Linked DNA regions of Homo sapiens: region 1 is linked to region 2. The links are chromatin loops, found by intact Hi-C in ENCODE. Cell type or tissue: ovary. All regions are shown on one strand.

Region 1 (8,000 bases), 93 kb before region 2:
TTGTCATATGCACCCACTGTATCCCTGACATCCAGAACTGTGCCTGGCACATAGTGGGTACTCAATAAAAAAATAGCTGAATGAATGAGTCATCATGATGGGACTCTGAGTCTGACCTTCCTATACCCCCAAGTGGGGCTGGAGTGGCCACATCCAAAGGGGAGGGCCGTGCAGCAGAGCGGTCTCTCCAAAGGTCAGTTCCACATGCAGAAAGGGCACACTACCATGCCCAGCCAGACCCACCTACTCCCCATAGGGTGTTTTTTTTTTTTTTTTTAGACAGGCTCTTGCTCTGTTGCCCAGGCTGGAGTGCAGTGGTGCAACTGTAGCTCACTGCGGGCTTAAACTTCTGGGCTCATGCAATCCTCCCACCTCAGCCTCCTGAGTAGCTGGGACTAGAGGTACGTGCTGCCACACCTGGCGAATTTTTTATTTTTATTTTTAGTAGAGATGAAGTCTCACTTTGTTGCCCAAGCTGGTCTCGAACTTCTGGGCTCAAAGTGATCCTCCCACCTCACCCTCCCAAAATGCTGGGATTGCATAAAGGAGCCACTGTGCCTGGCCCATGGGGGTTTTAAATGCTCTGATTGTATTTCTATTCCCACAGCCACCCACACTCTGTATTCTAAAGCGTGGGCTGGGGCCACAGTCTCCAGACCTGGTGCCATCCTCGGCGCTGGACTTTACTGGGGGCTGTCCGTGAACTGCGTCTTAAGGCTTCTTCAGCTTCTCGAAACAGAGTTCTTCGTCCATAATCTGCACCAGAGACGAGGGAAGGAGACTTGGTGAGGCACTGATGACAAGCTCACAGTACTGGGTTGGTTTGTAACTCATGTCTAAAATGCGTATCAGTGTGCCCAAAGTCTTGTGTATGAGGACATTGACTACAGCGTGGTTGTGGCAACAAGACATCAGAAAACAAGCTAAATGTTGAGCAAAAAAGGAATGGGTAAATAAGTTCCAGTATATATATCCATGCCATGGAATAATATGTATAATATATGGCCGGATCAGGCAGGTCTGTATATACAGAGAAGAGTCTCTAAGCTACAGAGACAAGGTTCAGGACAGTAGGTACAAGAGGTCACCATTTGTGTAAAAGAGTGTAGAGGGTGAATCTCTTTGCTGAATGAATGAATGAATGAATGAAGGTACTGCTGGTGTTCCAAGTACACAGAATCCTGTTATCTGTTCCTCCCTGAAACCTGGACCAGGAAAAGCTGAATTCTCCTTACTAGCAGCAGCAGGTCTGCCTCCACTGTGAAAACTAGGAGAGCCACTGGTTTCCCTCTTTGCCCTGGGGGCTGGGGAGCTCAAGCTACACTCTGAGTTCAACTGTAGTGGCTCTCCTAGGAAACCATTTCAGGAATCATTTTCTCTTCTTGCCCTTTTGTTGTTGTTTTGACTTTTACTATATATTAATGGCTTGGGATCTTACCATGTCTGTGAGGCCATAGATTAGAATAACACAAATCAGTTACTGTGTGACAGACAGCTTACATTTCTTACATCATTTAATCTTCCCAGCAAGCCTGCAAGGTGGGCATAATTATTCCCATTTTATGCAAGAGGAAACTGAGGGTCAGAGAGGTCCTAACTGCCTAAGGTCTCAAAGCCAGAAAGTGGCAGAACAGGGTTCATTCAAATCCAGTCTGCCTCATTCCAGATCTTCTTGTAACTTGCTTGGTAGCACACTGGCCTCTCCAACAAGGCAGCCTACCTTAAAGGCATTCTGACAGCTACTTGGGATAAGCAGTCTCGCCAGTCCCATTTTATTATTGTTTTTTAAATATTTATTTATTTATTTTGAAACAGGGTCTTGCTCTGTCACCCAGGCTGGAGTACAGTGGCATAGTCATAGCTCATTGCAACCTTGACTTCCCGGGCCCAGTCAGTCCTCCTGCCTCAGCCTCCTGAGTAGGTGAGACTACAGGCATGCACCACCATGCCCAGCTACTTTTGTATTTTTTGCAGATACAGGGTCTCACTATGTTGCCCAGGCTGGCCTCTAACTCCTGAGCTCAAACGATCTGCCCACCTTGGCCTCCCAAAGTGCTGGGATTACAGGCCTGAGCCACCATGTCTAACTGAGTCCCATTTTAAAGATGAGCAAACAAAGGCACAGAGAGACTAAGTGGCTTCCCCATGGTATCCTGACTCCACGTGCTCTGCTGTTTCATTCATTCAACTGCCCAATCATTTTCCGTGTCTATGCTAGGCTGGGTTGGGAATTTTTCTATTACACACAAGCTTCCTGTGGTTTTCTTATAGGGCACGTGAAATCCATTTAAAGTATGCACAGTATAGATTAACTAAATACAGAAATGAGTGGTAAAATCAAATATTACACAGGGGTTAGGTACTAAAGTTAAAACATACTAAGTGAAAAATCAGATATAATCCAAAATTTCCCTAGACATTTCCTTAAAGTACTGACTTAAGACCCAGGAAATGTAAAAGCTAGAAATTTACTGCTTTGGCTGCCTTTGCTCTGGGGTAGTAGAGGCCAAGACTAGTTTAAACAGGAATAAAACAGGATTTCTCTTTCTCATTCTTATGCTCTCTTTCTGGCCATGCGGGTGTAGTTAACTTGTGTTCGTTGTTCACATGCACAGGATGTGGTTCCATAATCCCTATTTTTTTTTTTTTTTTTTTGACAGAGTCTCGCTCTGTCACCCATGCTGGAGTGCAGTGGTGCGATTTCGGCTCACTGCAACCTCCGCCTCCCAGGTTTAAGTGATTCTTGTGCCTCGGCCTCCTCAGTAGCTGGGACTACAGGTGCATGCCATCATGCCTGGCTAATTTTCGTATTTTTAGTAGAGATAGGGTTTCACCATGTTGCCCAGGCTGGTCTGGAACTCTTGGCCTCAAGTGATCCACCCGCCTCAGCCTCCCAAAGTGATGTGATTACAGGTGTGAGCCACTGCACCCTGCCCCTAATTAATTTTGATTAACAGAGCTGAGACTCAGCCTGGAGGGCCTGTGCTCACCGTGTGTCCCCTCCGTGTGGGAGGCACTTCTGGAGAAGTCAGAGTGAATAGCTTTCCGCGGTGATGATTTCAGCTCCGAATTGGCACCGTTGACATAGACAGAGAAACCTTGCTCCAAGTGCTCCAGCCTCAATTGCACGGGGTCCTTGCTTTTCAAATGCTTTAATATCCTGAAAGAGAAACGGTGGGTTGTTCCTCCTCATCATTTGAGAGTCTGGGCTGCTGTACCCCCAAGCCAGGAGTGAACTGCTGTTCCCACAGTGAAGCGTCTCTAATCAGAGCCCAGGGGGCGTGTGCCCAGCTGTTTGTCTACAAACAGCCTCTGACAGGCCCATTACCCACTTAGAGAAGCCACGAGGGGCAGACAGTTTGGGGCCCTACAGGGAAGTTTCTGCAGCTCTCATTCTGAGGCTCAAATACACATTAGCGAAAAAGAACACACCCAGTTCATGCCCCGTGCTGGCCAAGGCAGAGAGGAGGCGTGTGTTTACACACTGCTATCATACAGCCTGGGCTTTCTGAAAAGATCCCAATTTTATGCAATTTCACTTTGTGTGAAACTTTGTTTGATGTGTAACAAAAAGGGGTTTTTAGGCTCTCAGGCTTTGTGAGAGAGATTTCATACCACCCATTTACAAATCAGAAAACAGCTTTCGTCAGACCAGGTGGGCTAACGTTTTGCTTCAGTGAATAGATGTGTTCTCAAAACACTCACCCCTGATATTTCAAAGGCCATCATGTCATATTCTAATGCAGTTAAAAAATATATCAATGCAGGCGTTGGTTCAAGGTTAACAATAGGATTATCACATCTTTTGGCTAAAAGGCAGGAGTGTTGCCAGGTCCCTAATTTAGCTTTCACTGAAGCCCATCCTTACACCTTGGGCCTGGTCCTTTACCCAATCCTGATGTCACACTGCCATATGCAGAGTACAGTGTCTTCTTCAGCCCCCAGAGAACTGCTTCCATTGGACGCCAGACTCGCCTGCATTTTATACACAGCTTTAGACACTCCTACATCAACAACATTTATACAGACAACCAGCCAACCTAGCAACAAGTGTGCCTCTTCTTCAGTAATTAAATAAGTGCCAATCAAATTAGCAAAATTTAAATTTTAAAAAATAATAGCAATCACATAAAAGGTGCATACTGTATGCTAAACTCTGTTCTAAAAACCTAAAGTCGATTCTCATTATTCGCAGTACGAGCGGTCTAGAAAGTCACCGTGAATTCTGAATTAGAGAATTTGGAACTACTGCTTCTAGAGGAAATACAGGGTCAGGTGCCTGTGAGTCTTTGTTCACATTTTCATGAACCAATCAACACAGAACCTTGTGTATGTGTGTTTCTGTTTAAAGATGCCTTATTACGCCGTTGATTCATTCACACCAAACTCACAGCCAAAAGCACTATCACTCATGCCTGAACAAAGCTTCCTAACATATGTATTTTCTTCATAAGGCATATCACAGCCTCATGCTTAGGAACACTGAACAGCATTTCTGCACTATGTATAAGGCCAGTTTAAGCAACGAAATCACCAGCAGAAAGCACAAAAATGTGAAAAACATGGCACTACGTACAAGGCAAAAAGGACACTTGTTTATAGTATGAGAGGCAGAGAATTGCCTTGTTCTATATCAGCTGGGAACGTGTGTATCGGGGGACTAAAGATGTTGCCTCTCTGCACGTGTCTGCAAGTGACCGCAAAAATGCAGCAAGTATTGACTGTGGGGTTACAGATCAGTTTTAATGATGACACAAATTCACAGACAGAAAGTCAGAGAATAATGATGATCAACGATATGAAGAAGTTACTCTTCACAATAATCCTACAGGGTAACCACTTTTTTTTTTTTTTTTGAGACGGAGTCTCGCACTGCCACCCAGGCTGGAGTGCAGTGGTGCGATCTCGGCTCACTGCAACCTCCACCTCCTGGGGTTCAAGCGATTCTGATTCTCCTACCTCAGCCTCCCAGGTAGCTTGGACTACAGGCATGTGCCACCACACCTAGCTAATTTTTTTTTTTTGCGTGTGTTTTTAGTAGAGACAGGGTTTCACCATGTTGGCCAGGCTGGTCTTAAACTCCTGACCATCTGCCCACTTCGGCCTCCCAGAGTGTTGGGATTACAGGCGTGAGCCACTGTGCCTGGCCATAATCACTTTTATTATCTCCATTTAGTAGATAAGGAGTATAAGGCATAGAAAGGTTAAAGAACTTGCCCAAGGTCACATAGCTATTATAGTATGTGGCAGGGGTAGAATGCAAACTTAGGCAATTTGGCTCCAGAGTCTACACCAAAACGAAGACAACTTGTAAAGCTAGCAAGATGATGTTGAAACTGGCAAACTTAGACATCGCTGGTAATTCATAGAACCTTCTCAGAAGTAGTATGAAAATATAGAAAATGCCATATGTTTGGTCTTTGCCCAGTAAGCACATTCCGGCAAATTGTTCCTAAGCATATGAACTCTGGGCAAGAAGATAGTCAGTGTTCAGTAATAACAAAACTCTGGAAGCAACCCAAATGTCCAACACCAGAGAAGTGGAAGCTGCTATTACACAGATGTTATCATTATGAAGACTCTATAGAAACATGGGGGACTGTGATCTGTTCAGTGGGGGGCGGGGGAGTGGTGATGAAAAAGGCAGAATAAAAATGATACAGAGGCCAGAGCACAGTGGCTCATGCCTGTAATCCCAGCACTTTGGGAGGCTGGGGCAGGCAGACTGGACTGCTTGAGCCCAGGCGTTCTGAGATTAGCCTGGGCAACATGGTGAAACCCCGTCTCTATAAAAAATATAAAAATTAACTGGGCGTGGTAGCGTGCACCTGTGGTTCTAGCTACTTGGGAGGCTGGGGCAGGAGGATGGCTTGAACTGGGGAGGTTGAGGCTGTAGTGAGACATGATCATGCCACTGCACTCCAGCCCGGGTGACAGACAGAGACCTTGTCTCCAAAAAAAAAAAGAAAGAAAGAAAAAAGAAAAGAAATGAAATGAAAAGAAAAAGGCATATGTAGTAAAGGTAATGTTGGAAAACTGTGTGTTTGTGGACCCAGTGTGGAAGGTGATAAATGTAACATGAAATGAGTTGTTGAGGGAAGGTGGTGGCATTGTGGGTGATTTCTTTGTTTATTTTTTAAATGTTTCTTTAGCAGCTGATACATTCATCTTTTCACCAATTGTGGCAGGAACATTTATTACAGGCTGCTTATCTCTTGCCAGCCTTGGAAGCCTGGGAGATGCCTGATTGTTGGGCAACAACATAAAACGGAAGAAAAACACAAGTAACTAAGAGACAATTTCCAAACACAGCAATAGCTACGCTTGCAAGAGCAAACAATCAAGGGACAATGTAGGCACCGTCAGTCTCCAGGGAGGGAGCAGGAGCCTAGGTCCTGGGAGGCCTGTGGCGGGGCAGAGTGGGGAATCTGATCACCCAGGCAGACAGCCTGCCTCAACTTCTCTCCCTGCCTTCTGATGCCACGTTAACAGTCACGGCATCCAGCTATCCAGGATCTGAGACTGGCAGTCCACGGGTGCCCCTCCTTAGGCAGAATGATTTATGAAAATGTAGATTTATGAAACTGATAAATTAGGAGATAATTATTCAGACTGGAAAGGAATTGCTAAAGGAACTCCCCTACTGCAATGGAGTGCATCAGTAATATCCAGGTGGCATCAAAGAAAAGTGTTTTTTAAAAATTGATAGCCTACTTTGCATAAAAAGCTGTCCTGGGCAGAGGGGACTCAGATAAATCAGATTCCTCTCCTGCCCTATCTAAAATCGAACTCTTCCCTCCTGCTGCCCTGCCACCCTCTACTGGCTTGCCGGTTCAACTTTTTCCAATGGCACACTATCACTGGCTAATGTTATATTATGGATGTATCTGTGTATTTGTTTATTCTTCTTCCCCCGCACTGGACTCTGAGCCTCTGTCCTATGGGCCATGGTGCCTGCTGAATGAGGAAAGCTCTCAATGGCTATTTCTTTCTTTTCTTTTTTTCCCGGGTCTTGCTCTGGTGCCCAGGCTGGAGTGTAGTGGTGTGATCACAGCTCACTGCAGCCTTGATCTCCTGGGCTCAAGCAATCCTCCCACCTCAGCCTCTCGAGTAGCAGGGACTACAGGTGCGTGCCACCACACCCGGCTAATTTTTGTATTTTTTTTTTGTAGAGACAGGGTCTCCCTGTGTTGTCCAGGCTGGTCTCAAACTCCTAGGCTCAGTGGATCCACCCACCTTGGCTTCCCAAAGTCCTGGGATTACAGGCATGAGCCACTGCGTCTGGCCTCAATGCCTGTTTCTGGAACAAGTGACCCCAAGGATCTCAAGTTGGGGCAGGAGACATGGATGAATACCCTAGTGCTCACAGCTACTATTCACGTGATGCACACCACACCCATCATTTCCATTTTATGCCCATGTTGGCCTTTGGGATCACCTGCACAGATGAGGAAGTGAAGGAGTGAGTGGGGAGTACAGGGTGTGATGAGGCAGTCTAGGGACCTGACATGGCTGGGGCTGGGGTGGTTCGGGGAGGAGTCTCCTCCTCGTGGGCCACCGGGGCAGGGACCTAGATGGCAAGGAGGACCCAGTGAACACAAGGGCCCTTTGAACACAAAGTTTCAAAGGGAAACTTACAGGAAAACTTGCCCACAAAAGTGCTGGGCCTGCAGCCCCAGGAGAAGATCCAGGCAGAAAGAAGGAAGGAGAGAACCAGCATCACTGGGGGCCTCACCTGGACCTTTGTCTGAGCCAGAGCTTTAACCCAGTCTATCCTTTTGTCCTCATGGCAGCCCAGGGAGGTGCCGGCATCTTTAGTCTCCTGTTACAGAAGAGGAAACAGACCCCAGGGAGGTTTAGGGACTTGCTCAAGGTCATGCAAGCTGGGGAAATGGCAGAGCCTCTGGCAATGAGGACCCTTTGAACACAAGGGCCCTTTGAACACAAAGGGCAGGTCACTGTGTTCTCAGAGGGCAGCGGCTTAATTGTGACTAGGCTTA
Region 2 (8,000 bases):
CCTTGGCGAGCCCTGAAGGGCTATCAGCAAGGAAATAAGATTGGCTCTGTTCCTTCAGCACACTACACTACTTTTATTATTATTATTATTGTCTTTTTTAGCACACTACACTTCTAAGACTGAAACTTGCTTAACTTAATTTTGGGATCTTGTAAACTCCTAGCAGAAGCAGGAAATGAGGATTCTGCACATTTCTTTTTCTTATCTCAGTTTTCCTAAAATCAGTTAAACTTATTTCTTCATGCGATTGTTTCCGATTTGCAGGTGGGGGAAGAAACTGATCATCGTTGCCTCCCAGGCCATGCGGTACAGGGCCTTGATAGGCCAGGAGGGGGATCCCGACCTGAAGCTGCCCGACTTCTCCTACTGCATCCTGGAACGGCTAGGCCGGTCCAGGTGGCAAGGGGAGCTCCAGCGAGACCTTCACACCACTGCTTTCAAGTAAGTGGGGGGATTTGCTTCTCTGCTTTAAATTATATGTCATTGCACCCTGAATCCCAAATGCAGGGGCCTGCTGTGGTATCTTCCCTGAGGCATGGCTTTTTGTTTCAAGGCCGTGGTCTCACAGTGACTGTTTTCTTAGGTTGGCTGGACAGGAGGTTTGTGTCTCTGGTGTTTATGTCCAAGTGAGAGACTCTATACATTGATAAAACTACCAGCAAAGCAAATGACATGGCTCCTCTTTTCCTCCAGGGTTGATGCTGGGAAGCTGCACTATCACAGAAAAATTTTGAACAAAAACGGGCTGATTACAATGCAGTCCCATGTGATCCGATTACCCACTGGAGCCCAGCAACACTCAATCCTCCTCCTACTGAACCGGTTTCATGTGGACAGGTATGGTTTGTAGTGACCAAAACATTAGGTTTTTTAGTTGCAGCCATGTGTAGTATGCTTTAAAAATTGTAGGGGCAGCTGGGTACAGTGGCTCATACCTGTAATCATAGCCCTTTGGGAGGCTGAGGTGGGAGAACTGCTTGAGGCCAAGAGTTCCAGACCAGCCTGGGCAATATACCAAGATGGCATCTTTATAAAAATAAAAAATTAGCTGGGCGTGGTGGTGCACACCTGTAGTCCCAACTACTCAGGAGGCTGAGGTAGGAGGATCGCTTGAGCCCAGGAATTTGAGGCTGCAGTGAGCCATGACTGCACTGCTATACTCCAGCCTGGGTGACAGAGTGAGACCCTGTCTCTTAAAAAAATAATAATAGAAGCCAAATTAGAATATGACTATAGCTTTTTTAAAAAATGGCATTTGTTATCTGTTTTTTTGTGAAAATAAGTCCTGCTTGTTTAGAAAACTAGGAAACTATACAGAAAAGAAGGAAAAATAAATCTGTAGCTTCACAGCTAACAATAGGAACCATTAACATTTTGGTGACATTTTGGGGAGATGTAAAAATACAAGTAAGTCAGATTTGATTTCTTGTGGTGGCAGAATTGTAGTTGAATTATGTCAGTTTCAAATTGGATGTTTTGCAGCACTCAACCATAATAACCTATATGGACAAGATGGCGAGGTTCTGCTAAGCGATAACAATGTGTGATATTGCTATTTTAGCAGGATATTGTTGTCCAGGTGATACAGCAAACTGGTAAAATGTGCACATTCTCTTCTGAGGACCAGGGAGACTGGGGGAGTGAGTAGGTTCTCTGACTTCTTCATCCTTGCCATTGGGGTGACCTAATTACCTGGCATCGGAATGAGGGACAGAAAAGTTTCACCACTCTGCAGAGGTCTCAGCCCTCACTGCACAACCTCATGCCCTTTTTTGTGGGAGGGGCAGAAGCCAGAATGGGAAAAGGTCAAGCTGGTGCAGGGCCTGGGAAGAGCAGCCCTTAGCTGAGGAAGCCCTGAGCCCTCAGTACCTGGCCAGCAGCTCTCTGGGGTGGAGGTAGGCAGCAATGAGGGATAATGGGGAGGGGAGGTGCATCCTCCAAAAGTGGGGGGAATGATTACATAGAAATGTTAAAGTTTACAGTGCACATGGGTTGGGCCAAAGAAAGTGCTTGACACATGTGCGTAGACTCTTTATTGACTGCGGATCTCCAGGGGTGAAAATCATCATTGCTGCACCTCTGTCAAATGTCCGCCTCCCAGATTTAAGCCATTCTTCTGCCTCAGCCTCCCGAGTAGCTGGGACTACAGGCACCTGCCACCATACCCGGCTAATTTTCGTATTTTTAGTAGAGTTTAGTAGGGTTTTGCCATGTTGGCCAGGCTGGTCTCGAACTCCTGACCTCAAGTGATCCACCCGCCTTGGCCTCCCAAAGTGCTGGGATTACAGGCGTCAGCCACCGTGCCCAGCTACACATAACTTTTGACTCCCCAAAAACTTAACTACTAATAGCCTACTGTTGATCAGAAGCCTTACCAATAATATAAAGTTAGTTAACACATATTTTGTTCCATGTGTTATAGCCTGTTCTTGTATTATTGCAATAAAGTAAACTAGAGAAAAGAAAATGTTATTAAGAAAATACGTTTACAACACTGTACTGTATTTATTGATACCATAAGTTTACATTGTCTGTTAACAAGATAAATTGAAATGGCGGGCAGTCGCAGCTGCAGACCTCACTCTACAGTACATGTCAAGCAATTTAACTTTTTCTTGAAATGTCATGACTTTTCTCTGCTTCTTGGGAGCGTTTCCAGCATCACTAGTGGCACTTTGTGTGGGTCCCATGGTGTTAGTCAAGGTTTATGGTATTGCACTAAACACGAGGAAAAATACGTGAGAACTGCAAGAGATCACCTTTTTTTTTTTTGAGACGGAGTTTCGCTCTTGTTGCCCAGGCTGGAGTGCGATGGCGCGATCTCCGCTCACCACAACCTCTGCCTCCAGGGCTCAAGCGATGCACCACCGCGCCCAGCTAATTTTGTGTTTTGAGGAGAGACAGGGTTTCTCCATGTTGGTCAAGCTGTTATTGAACTCCCGACCTCAGAAGAGATCACTTTTTACTGCAGCAAGTAATTTACTGGAGAGGAACTACTCACACAGAGATGAGATGAGCATCACATGGCTTTTTTTTTTTTTTTTTTATTTGACAGTCTCATTTGGTTGCCTAGGCTGGAGCGCAGTGGCACGATCTCGGCTCACTGCAACCTTTGCCTCCTAGGTTCAAGCAATTCTACTGCCTCAGCCTCCCAAGTAGCTGGTACTATAAGCATGTGCCACCACACCTGGCTAATTTTTTTGTATTTTTAGTAGAGATGGGGTTTCACCATGTTGGTCAGGCTGGTCTCGAACTCCTGACCTCAGGTGATACGCCCACCTCGGCCTCCCAAAGTGCTGGGATTACAAGCGTGAGCCATCACATCCGGCCCATCATATGGCATTTTTAAGCCAATGCTCACAACACTTAAGCTTGCCACAATAGCAACAGGAGGTGGCTACGAAGTTATTAACAGTAGTACACTGTGTATTACAGTTAATTTTATGCAGATTTGATTTCATCCTGCATCTTCATGTTTGTTTACATTTCCTCCACTGCAAATGGCACCGTGTATGGTCTGTAAGTGGTTGCATAAGTTTTGATTAACTTTTTATAATAGATTTGTGTATATTTTATGGTAATGAATGATAAAATAAAGTAGTATCCACCTATATTTTATGCATCAATGACATACCTTTTTCTTAATTTTTTTAATATTTCTAATGTTATACAGTTTGTCTATGAGTTTTCTCAAACTGTCACAAATCTCCAACAATTCTAATATATTTTTATATATTTTCTAATATATTTTTTCAATAAATATGAAAAAAAAAATCTGTGTATAAGTGGACCCGGCCAGTTCAAACCCATGTTGTCCAAGAGCCAACTGTACAGTATTAGAGAGAAGCATCTTTTATGAATTCACATTTTAATTGGGTCATACTATCCATTGGTTAAGTAACTGTCTCACCAAACTCTTCACTTGTGTATAGCTTGTGCTCAGCCCAAGAACACAGGGTGGCAGCTGTGGGGTAGGAGAGAGAACACTGCATTAAGTCAAGATCTGTATTTCCATCTTTGCCCCTCACTTGGGCAGTCACTTGACCTCTTTGAACCACCGTTGCCTCTTGTATTAAATGGCTGTGACACAGTGCCTTCTATGCAGAGTGGCTCATATGCATTAACTGTCTGTCCCTCCATTTATTCTTTCATTCATTGAGAAGCAGTACAGATGGGGAAGTGGGTGTAGTCTCTGGATCCCATACGTGTGCTCTCCCTTCTGCTAGGACTGTAAGTCAAGCCAAGCTGTGCTTGTCCAGCCGAACTGGCCACAAGATTTCTCCCTGCACCCCTCCCTGAGCTCCCACTAGACTTACACAGTCAAGGGCCCTCAATGTTTTTAAATAGCTTCCTTTGCTGGCCGTTAGCTTGGAAGCATTGATCATGACATCCGCTTCACGGTAGAAATGAGATGGAAGGTAGGCTCTGCCACGCCAGTGTAGTCAGGAGCAGGAACCGGAGCTTCAGAGTGGCGTCCCAGTGAGTGAGGAGAGGACTGGTTTTAGAGGAAGAAGACCTAGGTTTGTGTCTCCAGCCTGAACTTCGTAAAGTGTGTTAACTTTGTAGAATAACCCCCATCCTTCCTCACCAAGTGATCTGTTTTTTGTTTTTCTTTGAGATGGAGTCTCGCTCTGTCACCCAAGCTGGAATGCAGTGGTGCAATCTCGGCTCACTGCAACCTCCACCTCCCAGATTCAAGCAATTCTCCTGCCTCAGCCTCCCAAGTAGCTGGGATTACAGGCGCCCGCCACCACGTCTGGCTAATTTTTGTATTTGTAGTAGAGATAGGTTTTCACCATGTTGGCCAGGCTGGCCTCGAACTCCTGACCTCCAGTGATCTGCCTGCCTCGGCCTCCCAAAGTGCTGGGATTTTGCCCGGCCCCTCACCAAGTGATTTGTAAGAAGATATGTGTGATACTTCCTAAACTTAAAAGTATTGTAAAAATGAAAGGTGTTTTACAGAATCATGTCATGCAAGTTTTAGTGCTAGAGTCTAGTCTATACATTGCCTCTAGAAAGGTGGCCTTGGACGTGACAGAACCTCTCACAGCCACAGTCTCTCCACCTGTAGAAGGTAGGAGTTGGGCTGGATGATCTTTGAGACCTAAAAGATTCTGTTATTTATTGTAAAATGATTAAGTCAAGTCTTGCTTTGTCATCTTTAAGAAACAGGCAGTAAATATTGACTTCAGCAACAGGTTTGAAAAAACGAATTGCTCGGTGTTTCTTGCAGGAGGAGCAAATACGACATCCTCATGGAGAAGCTTTCGGTCATGCTGAGCACACGGACTAACCACATAGAGACGCTGGGAAAGCTGAGGGAAGAGCTGGTGAGCCTGGGGTTTCCCACGGGCGGGGCTGGGTGTGATCTGTACCATAGCCGGGAGGTCTTGTCAGGCATAGAGGAATGAATTGCAACCCAAAGCCCTATTCTGGATTTGATGCAAATGAGATTTTCCTTTGTTTGCTGTTTTTTTCTTTTCTTTTTTGAGACAGAGTCTTGCTCTGTTGCCCTGGCTGGGGTGCGGTGGTGCGACAGTGGCTCACTTCGGCCTTCGCCTCCCAGGTTCAAGCGATTCTCCTGCCTCAGCCTCCCGAGTAGCTGGGATTACAGGTGCCCGCCACCACGCCCTGCTAATTTTCATATCTTTGTTAGAGACAGATTTCACCATGTTGGCCAAGCTGGTCTTGAACCCCTGACCTCAAGTATCCTTCTGTCTCAGCTTCCCAAAGTGCTGGGATTACAGGGGTGAGCCACTGTGCCCAGCTGTTTTTTTAGAATAAGAGTGCTTTGTCCTTCATTTAAATTCTTGCCTTTGCCTGACTTCCATTTCTCCCCTGGAGTTCGTTCTAGGACCTATTATCAAAGTTCAGACGGAATAGGAAAATGCGGCATTTAGGTTTACTTCTGTAATCAAGCTTATGATCTTGTTCCCAGTGGTTTTGTACTGAAATAGCAGAGCGGCTGTCCTGAGGGGGAGGGGAGAGGACGCAGGGAGGAAGGCAGCTGTTGACCTGCTTCGTCTTTGGGCCCCAGAGCAGAGGCTGTGGCGAAGGGAGCGCGAGAGGGAGAAAGGCGGAGGGGAGCTGCTTCCAATCTGACTGGAAGGTTTCAGTGCAAGTCAGGAAAGAGCCAACGTTAGAGATGGGAGGAAAACAACATGGCCCTGTAGGTGAAACCAGAACTTAAAACTGAACATTTGAAGTCAAGCTCTTTGGTGACTAGTAGTTAGTCCCCTAATGAGTGGTCTTCTGTCTGACCGCAGGCACCAGGACAGTCCTTGTTCTTTCCCCACGTTGCATCGATGGAGTTCTCTGATTTCATTGTTCACAGGGGGAGGAGGTGTCTTCCACATTGCTAGATTCACTGCCTGCCTAAGCCTCTTTAAAGCAGTGGTTACAGTCTGGAGGCTTGTGGCCCAGACTTGGTCTGTTAAAAATAAATTTGACCTAGCATTTTTTAAGAAATTGAGACTTTCCATAAAAATCTAGGTTTCCAGTCTGTCTCCAGAAATGAGAAGCCTGGGCCTGCCGTCTCTCCTGACATCAGTTAGCTGGAACTAGTTGTGCACTAGCTGGGTCCCCCGCAGTCCACCTGCTTCCTGTCACCTCTCCGACATGAGGCAGGGAGGCAGGGCCATTTGTCACTCCATGAGCACTGCTGTTTGTAGTAGGGGAGAAGTGTTTTGCTTCTCTGTGTCTCAGTTTATCAGAGTAGAAAATCAAAGATAGATGGAGAAGGCCTCTCAGGAAACCCTGGCAGAAACGAAGGAATTTCCTACCGGCTTAATAAACAAATACCTGGCCACCGTGTGGATTAATGTTACTTGTCCAGCCCATGCAGACTCTGGAGATTGAAACCCTCTCTCCTACCAAGTCACTCGGGGGCAGGGAGACAGGGCTAGTCTGGTTTCAGGTCAGCCCTGTGGACTGTGTTAGCAGCAAGCCTTGACTGTTACTGGACAGCCTTTCACTTATTCATTGAACAGATACTTCAGGGAGTGTGTATGTTGAGTTAGAACTGTGTTCCACAATAAGATGGTGAAAGTTAGCCAGGATGACAGGTCTCACACTGTCGTGGAGCTGTCTAATCAGAAGGGCAGGCGTGTGAACACATACCTGGAAGGATGTAGCTGAGCCAGTAGAGGGAAAGGGGTGCTTTCTTTAGAGAACTGGGGAAAGCCTCAAAGAGCTGTGCCAAAAGCACAGTTGAGCTGGGCTTTTCCCCACATAGACAGAGGGGAAGTGGCATTTGAGGGAAAGGAGAAGAGCTGGTGCAAAGGCATGAGTTGTGGAAGGCCATGCAACATGCTTAGAAGTGGGCAGTAATCCAGAGGGCAGCTGGCACATTGTGTGGCTGGATAGGAAGGTAGGGGCCCAATCAGAAAGGACTGGAGTGCTGGCTGAGGAGTGGGGACTTTAGCCTTGAAACTTTAGCCTTATGCACTGCTGCTGGCCGTGTAGAAATGAAGAAGTTATTAGCCAGGGGTGGTGGTATGCACCAGTCCAGCTACTCGGGAGACTGAGACCAGAGAATCGCTTGAGCCTGGGAGGTGGAGGTTGCAGTCTAGGCATATGAGCTGGTGGAGGGAAGGGGATGGGAAGAAGGTGGCGAGGTTGTGGTCATGAGGGCTGGAATTGTTTGAGAAACATTTTGGAGGTGAAACTAACAGGACGTGGTGAGTGCCTGCACTGGGATGTAGAGGTGACTGAAGAAGGAGGATCTCGAGATGAAGCCAGTGAGTTTCGCTGGAGTGGCTGCTGCTCACTGAGGCAGCGCAAAGGCAGGCTTCTGACGCAGGGATCATGTCTGCTTGCTCACTGCGGGCCCCCACGATGAAGACAGTGCCTGGCCCCCTGTAGAGGCTCAGTAAATATTTGCTGAATGGGAGTTGAATAAATAGGTCAGAAAGAGGAGCAGATTTGGGTGAGGAGGAGGCACAGGACAAATCTCAGTTTCAGACATATTGGGTATGAAGATCTTCCATGACTATCCCCTG

What was found. Hi-C counts contacts between places; a loop is a spot of excess contacts. Peaks named below come from ENCODE experiments on the same cell type or tissue, not always from the same donor. Only the 100,000 strongest peaks of a DNase experiment are listed, where the experiment ranks them.
Region 1: it touches region 2 in a loop (2.5-fold over the local background); 3 of 110 quality-filtered maps call a loop at or near these places.

Annotation. Positions count from the first base shown.
Region 1 is chr16:27,623,821-27,631,820 of GRCh38, reverse strand. It overlaps KATNIP (katanin interacting protein), which reads right to left. Exons shown (of 28, transcript NM_015202.5): 4 at 2,991-3,160; 5 at 659-756. Among named protein-coding and RNA genes, the nearest start is that of KATNIP, 78 kb to the right of the region's middle. In ovary, no CTCF peak of the experiment used is centred here; a DNase peak (open chromatin) is centred at 3,440; H3K27ac peaks cover 3,024 bases.
Region 2 is chr16:27,530,621-27,538,620 of GRCh38, reverse strand. GTF3C1 (general transcription factor IIIC subunit 1) reads left to right here. Exons shown (of 37, transcript NM_001520.4): 3 at 265-441; 4 at 694-837; 5 at 5,234-5,330. Among named protein-coding and RNA genes, the nearest start is that of GTF3C1, 15 kb to the left of the region's middle. RefSeq lists enhancers at 1-13, 1-53. In ovary, no CTCF peak of the experiment used is centred here; no DNase peak of the experiment used is centred here.